Linked DNA regions of Homo sapiens: region 2 is linked to region 1. Evidence: read pairs that join two places in POLR2A ChIA-PET (ENCODE). Cell type or tissue: Caco-2. All regions are shown on one strand. Links, peaks and the distances in the headings refer to the core of each region. The heading gives the core; the rest is flanking DNA.

Evidence for each region. Peaks named below come from ENCODE experiments on the same cell type or tissue, not always from the same donor. Only the 100,000 strongest peaks of a DNase experiment are listed, where the experiment ranks them.
Region 2: POLR2A ChIA-PET joins it to region 1 with 10 read pairs; 4 of 35 experiments call an interaction of 5 or more read pairs at or near these places.

The regions. Positions count from the first base shown.
Region 1 is chr19:55,451,343-55,454,245 of GRCh38, forward strand. It overlaps ISOC2 (isochorismatase domain containing 2), which reads right to left. Exons shown (of 6, transcript NM_001136201.2): 6 at 1,643-2,046. The coding sequence ends at 1,966. Among named protein-coding and RNA genes, the nearest start is that of ISOC2, 8.8 kb to the right of the region's middle. In Caco-2, for the core only: no CTCF peak of the experiment used is centred there; a DNase peak (open chromatin) is centred at 1,779; H3K4me3 peaks cover 531 bases.
Region 2 is chr19:55,211,176-55,214,078 of GRCh38, forward strand. No RefSeq gene overlaps it. Among named protein-coding and RNA genes, the nearest start is that of PTPRH, 3.1 kb to the left of the region's middle. In Caco-2, for the core only: a CTCF peak has its summit at 1,460; a DNase peak (open chromatin) is centred at 1,486.

The sequences.
Region 1 (2,903 bases), core at 269-2,768:
CGGGTGGGGAAAGCCCAGAGGGAAGGGGCGGGCTCTTGCTGGAGGGCGCGGGGACCCCAGTTCCGGGCGCCAGGGGCGGCGGGGCGGGGAGACCCTGGGGGCTGCACGGGGGCGCCGTGCCTCGCGGGCCGCGGGGAAGGCAGGGACCGAGCGAGGGAGGAGGACCCTCCCCCGACCCGCAGCCCAGGCGGCGGCCGGTCCCGGCGCCCCCGCCCAGATCCCTGCGCCGCCCGGCCCGCGTGCTTGTCTCTGGGTCTCTGCATCTTCGCGTCCCGGGGCGCCCCGTCCACGCCTCCTCCCGGACCCCCGCCTCCCCCGCCCGTCTCTGTCTCTAGCGGGGGTCTCAGCCCTCGTCTGTCGCTGCGGGTCTCCTCGCATCTCGGCGTCTCTCTCCGCGTCTCTCTCCGTCCCGGCGCCTGTGTCCCGGGCTGTCCCCAGCTCCGAGCCTCAGTTCCCTGCGCGCCTCCATTTCCCTCCTTCCCCCGCCCGGTCTCCGTCACCCCTCTGTCTCCACATCCCGCTTGTCTCTCCTTCCTGGCTCCACGTCTCTTTCTCTGTCCCAGGTTTGCTGTCGTCTGATCTCTGTCTGAGTGTCTGTGTCTCCACTCGCCCCCGACCCGGCCCCCCGAGCCCCCTCCCGGGTCCCCCACTCCCATTCAGGCCCGGGTTGGTGGGGTGGGGGGGCGCTGCGGCGGGAGCTGTGTGTTCCCAGCGCAAAATAGACTCTCGTTGCCATGGCGACGCGCGCGGGGCCTCGGAGACGCGAGGCTTCGGGCTTGGGGGGTGAGGAGGGGGGACACCTGGATCCGGAAGGCGGGGGCCGGGGGCGCCGCCGCCCGGTCCCAGGGGCTCCTCCTAGATCCCTGGGGAGAGGGATGCTGGGCGCTCCGACGCTGGGGGCCAGGGGACCGGACCTTCTGGGAGGGGTCTGGGCTCCCAGGGTCGGCGGTGGGGGCTCCGATTGCCCAACGCGGGGCGGGCTGACTGACAGCTCTGACGCCGGTGTCTCTGAGGACTCAGGGGTGGCCTCTCAGGTCTCCAAGGTTGGGGAAGAGGCAAGGGCTGCAAATCTGGAACGGAGGAGCTCTCCCTGGGGGTCTGCAGATTCCAACTCCTAGATCTGCAGAATTCTGGGAGCCCCCATGTGGGTCCCGGAACTCCTGCGTCTGGGGGAGCCGGGACTACAATGCTTTCAGCCCTTCCTTCCATCCGTCCATCCATCCTTCCATCCATCCATCCACCCATCCACATGGCTGTGTCTTCCTTCCTCCCGTCTCCATGTCCCCTTGCCTCAGTTTCCCTTCCGCACCTGGGTGCGGTCTCGCTCACCTCGCTTTCCGGATGCGGGACCCTTGGGGAGCCGGGGGTGGCGGCGTGGGGGGCGGCCGGAGGCGGCGGCGGAGCGCGTGTCTGCCGGCAGCTGGGCTGGGCGTGCGCGCGCCGGCTGGGGGCGACCCCGGCCGCAGTTCTCCTCCGAGCAGATGCGCCGCGTCCGTGCAGATGTGTCAGCCGCCAGCCCTCGCCTTTGCCTCGCGCCGAGAAGAGGCACCTCCCCCCCCCCACCTGCTGGGGACCCCGCTTTCTCCCTCCTGCAGCCCCCAGTCGCCCCCGGGATCCCCCCCAACCCAAGAATGGTTTGGTCCACAGCCACATATATGTTTATTCTGCGAGTCCGTGTCCCACAGTCTGAGACTCTTCTTCCCCTCCCCTTCCCGCCCCGTGAAGTGGCCCGGGGCCGAGCCCCGCCTCCATCTTGGCTCAGCCAATTCCCACCCAGTTTCCAGGAGTCTCATTTGCATTTCCGGGAGCAGCTGTCCAATGGGAAGGCAGCACCCTGCCCCCCCCACAAGGGGGCGGCACTCCTGGTGGATCGCACCACTCTTGGGATCCAGGGATGGGGGGAACGGGCTTCCACTGAGGTCCGGGTGACAGGAGGGTGGTCTTCCCTCAAGGCAGGGTTGGAGTTCAGTGGAGGAGGGAGTTCTGGCCTTGGAAGAGGCCCAGCAGTCCGCTGTCTGGGGCGGGCTCCTTGATGAGTTTCTGGATCTGTAAGGGCAGGGGGCGATGGGTCAGGAAGCGTCTAGGGTCCCGATCTCCATGGATGACAAATCTGAGGGACACCTCTCCGTCTTCATCTCTCGGACCTTCTGGCTAGCAGCTGCCCAAGACAACACTCCCTCTTCTCAAGACTTTTCCTGGGGCCTCCCTTTCATTACACGTGACTGGTTGAGCTCCTCACTGCCTGCCATCTTGGTGTGCTTTGCGGGCTTGGACCACTAAGGGTGGACAGCTCTGTGCTGGGGCTTCCTGTCTACACCTTCCTCTTCTTAAGTAACCTCATTTCTCCCATCCCTCTTCTGGGCCCTCAGCTCACAAATCCAGCCTGGACTTTGCCCCTGAACTCGACTCATCTATCTAACTGCCTCTTAGATAGACATGAGCAACCAACCGCATTTCATCCATCAGCAAGTCCCAGCAAGTTTATCTCCAGAAAATAAAATAAATAAATAAATAAATAAACAACAACAACAACAAAAAAGCCTGCATCCCCCCTGCCTCATCACCGCTTGCCTGGGCGCCCAAATTAACCTCCTTACTGACAGGTCTCCCTCCTCCCCTCTATGCCACACTCCCTAATCCACTGGTCACACAGGGCCAGAAAGAACTTTGTAAACTGCCGATCTGATATGGCCAGCTCCCCTGCATCAAACCCTGATGGCTGCCCGTGGCTGAAATCTCAAACCTCTGGGCTCTGACTCCTGCGTGAAGACAGGCTGCTGGCTCCTCCCGCGTGGTGCTCACCCTGGCCTGCTACAGCTCCTCAAAGAAAGCTCAGTCCCCCTCCCCTGGGAACACTGTGAGTGCCTGATGCCCCCTTCCCCGGCAGCTCAGAATTCAGGGCC
Region 2 (2,903 bases), core at 196-2,695, 240 kb before region 1:
CCAGCCTGGGCAACATAGGGAGATCCCGTCTCTATAAAAAGTAGAAGTAAATTAGCCAGGCATGGTGGTGCACACCTGTGGTCCCAGCTACTCAGGAGGCTGAAGAGGGAAGATCAGTTGAGCCCAAGAGGTGGAGGCTGCAGTGAGCTGTGATTGCACCACTGCACTCCAGCTGGGGTGACAGAGGGAGACTCTGTCTCAAAATTAACAAATAAATAAATAAGTTCTCACACCACCACTTTGAGAAGTCAGTTTCTCTGTCTCTGAGAGCCTCAGTTTCCCCATCTGTATACACAAAGGTTTGGTTGCGAGAAGTTTCCTTTCAGTGGGCACCGGATGTAATTCATGCCAATCACTTGCTTGGGTTTCTGTTTTAACCTTTCTCTGTTTCTCGTCTATATCTTAAAAAAAATTTTTTTTTTATTGAGACAGGGTCTTGCTTTGTTGCCCAGGCTGGTCTCGAACTCCTAGACTCAAGTGATCCTCCTACCTTGGCCTCCCAAAGTTCTAGGATTATAGGCATGAGCCACCACACCCAGCTGTCTCCCCTATACTTTTTGATGTCTCTCTCTCTCTCCTGGTCCTCCTCCTCCTCCTCACTGTCTCTTCCCTCTATCTCTCTTCCCTCCCATCTAGATCCCCAACTTATAAACATGCTCACCCTCCCTGTCTATAAAAAAATGCATCACTTACATTGACTCCACACCCACCGTCCTACCACACCCTACTTGCTTTCTCTTCAAAACCCAACTCCTCGGCCGGGCATGGTGGCTCACGCCTGTAATCCCAGCACTATGGGAGCCCGAGGCAGGTGGATGACCTCAGGCAGGAGGTCAGGAGTTCAAGACCAGCCTGGCCAACATGGTGGCCATCTGTACTAAAAATACAAAAATTAGCCGGGCATGGTGGTGCATGCCTGTAATCACAGCTACTCAGGAGGCTGAGGCAGGAGAATCGCTTGAACCCAGGAGGGGACACTGCAGTGAGCCGAGATCGCACCACTGCACTCTAGCCTGGGTGACAGAGGGATACTCCATCTCAAAAAACAAAAAGAAACAATAAAAAAATCAACCACTCCACAAAATGACCCACATTCCCCAGCTTCCAAAGTCCTCCTGGAGCAGCTGCCTGTGTATGGGGAAGGCAAACCAAAAACAAAACCTGTAGGACCTCGGACTCGGGCCCTCCAACTCCAGTCCCTCCTTCAGATGAATGCAGCCCCAGCCAACATCTTAGCAGCAACCTCAGGAGAGACTCGGCCGTGCTCCTCTTTTCCCCTTAAGAACAGAAATTTCCACGGAGCCACTAATGAGAGTCCCATTAGCACGACCCTCATCACCTGAGTTCTTTTCAATTCCTCTTACCTGTGTGATGAGAAGCACCAAGAGAGCGTTGCTTGGTGTATGTAATGATACCATCTCTAGGTCTGGTGAGCAGGAACCAGAGTCACCACAGTGGGGCAGCAGAGGGCCTGGGCTCAGGTTTCCCAGAAGCAGAGCCTGAGGCAGGGATTCAGATGCTCATGAACTGTTTGAGGGTTTGCTTTCAGAAGACAGAGAGTGATGAAAGCAGTATGGGGCAGAGGAAGGAGCCAAGTGAGGCTATCACTTCAGAGGGATCCCATCACAGAGACAGGATCTGAACTTTTAACCTCTAATCTTTGTCTATGGGCTTCTCCAGGGGTGAGAGTTTCATGACTTTCCTAGTAAAACACGTTCCTCTCAGGTCAAGAGCAAGTTTTTTGTTTTTTTTGTTTTGTTTTGTTTTCAGATGAAATCTCGCTCTCACTCTGTCACCCAGGCTGAAGTGCAGTGGCACCATCTTGCCTCACTGCAACCTCCACCTCCCGGGTTAAAGGATTCTCCTGCCTCAGCCTCCCGAGTAGCTGGGATTACAGGCGCCTGCCATCACACCCAGCTACTTTTTGTTGTTGTTGTTGTTGTTTGTTTGTTTGTTTGAGACAGAGTCTGGCTCTGTTGCCCAGGCTGGAGTGCAGTGGCTCGATCTCAGCTCACTGTAAGCTCTGCCTCCCGGGTTCACGCCATTCTCCCGCCTCAGCCTCCGAAGTAGCTGGGACTACAGGTGCCCGCCAACATGCCCAGCTAATTTTTTATATTTTTTGGTAGAGATGGTGTTTCACCATGTTAGCCAGGATGGTCTCGATCTCGTGACGTCGTGATCCGCCTGCCTTGGCCTCCCAAAGTGCTGGGATTACAGGCGTGAGCCACTGTGCCTGGTCAATTTTTGTACTTTTAGTAGAGACGGGGTTTCACCATGTTGGCCAGGCTGGTCTCGAACTCCTGACCTCGTGTGATCCGCCTGCCTTGGCATCCCAAAGTACTGGGATTACAGGTGTGAGCCACTGCGCCCAGCCAAGACCAAGTCTCTTGAGAATGTGGCATCTGCAAGCAGCCAACACTGCTTAAGAATGAGTGCTCAGTGCCTGCAAAGGAGATCTGGGTGAAGCACCAGCGACGTCCACCCCTAAAGCCTCACACCTGTTACCAGTCCTGAGCCAGTTCTCAGTCTTGGAACCCCTTCCATGTAGCGGATGCTTTTCCCTCAGGGAGGACTCACCGATACTAGTCAAAGTACATACTGTAAACCTTCCTCCCAGTTTCTCCTAAAGGCCAATATCCATGGTCGCTGGGGATTAGAGAAAGAGAAAAGGCTACTGGACTCTGACTCTGAATCAATCCTAATTTGGAGGCACACACAGGTCACCGTGAATCATGGTCTGACTGGTGTGCTTGGGGCTGTCAGGTAACGAACGGAGGGTTCACCTAAAGACCATCACACAGTGGGTCAACGGGACTCTAAAGACCCTGTGTGGCTCCTTCCTCAGGCCTTGAGAGTGAAGTTGAAATCGACATTCTCATAAAATGGCAGACACAATGCTTTGG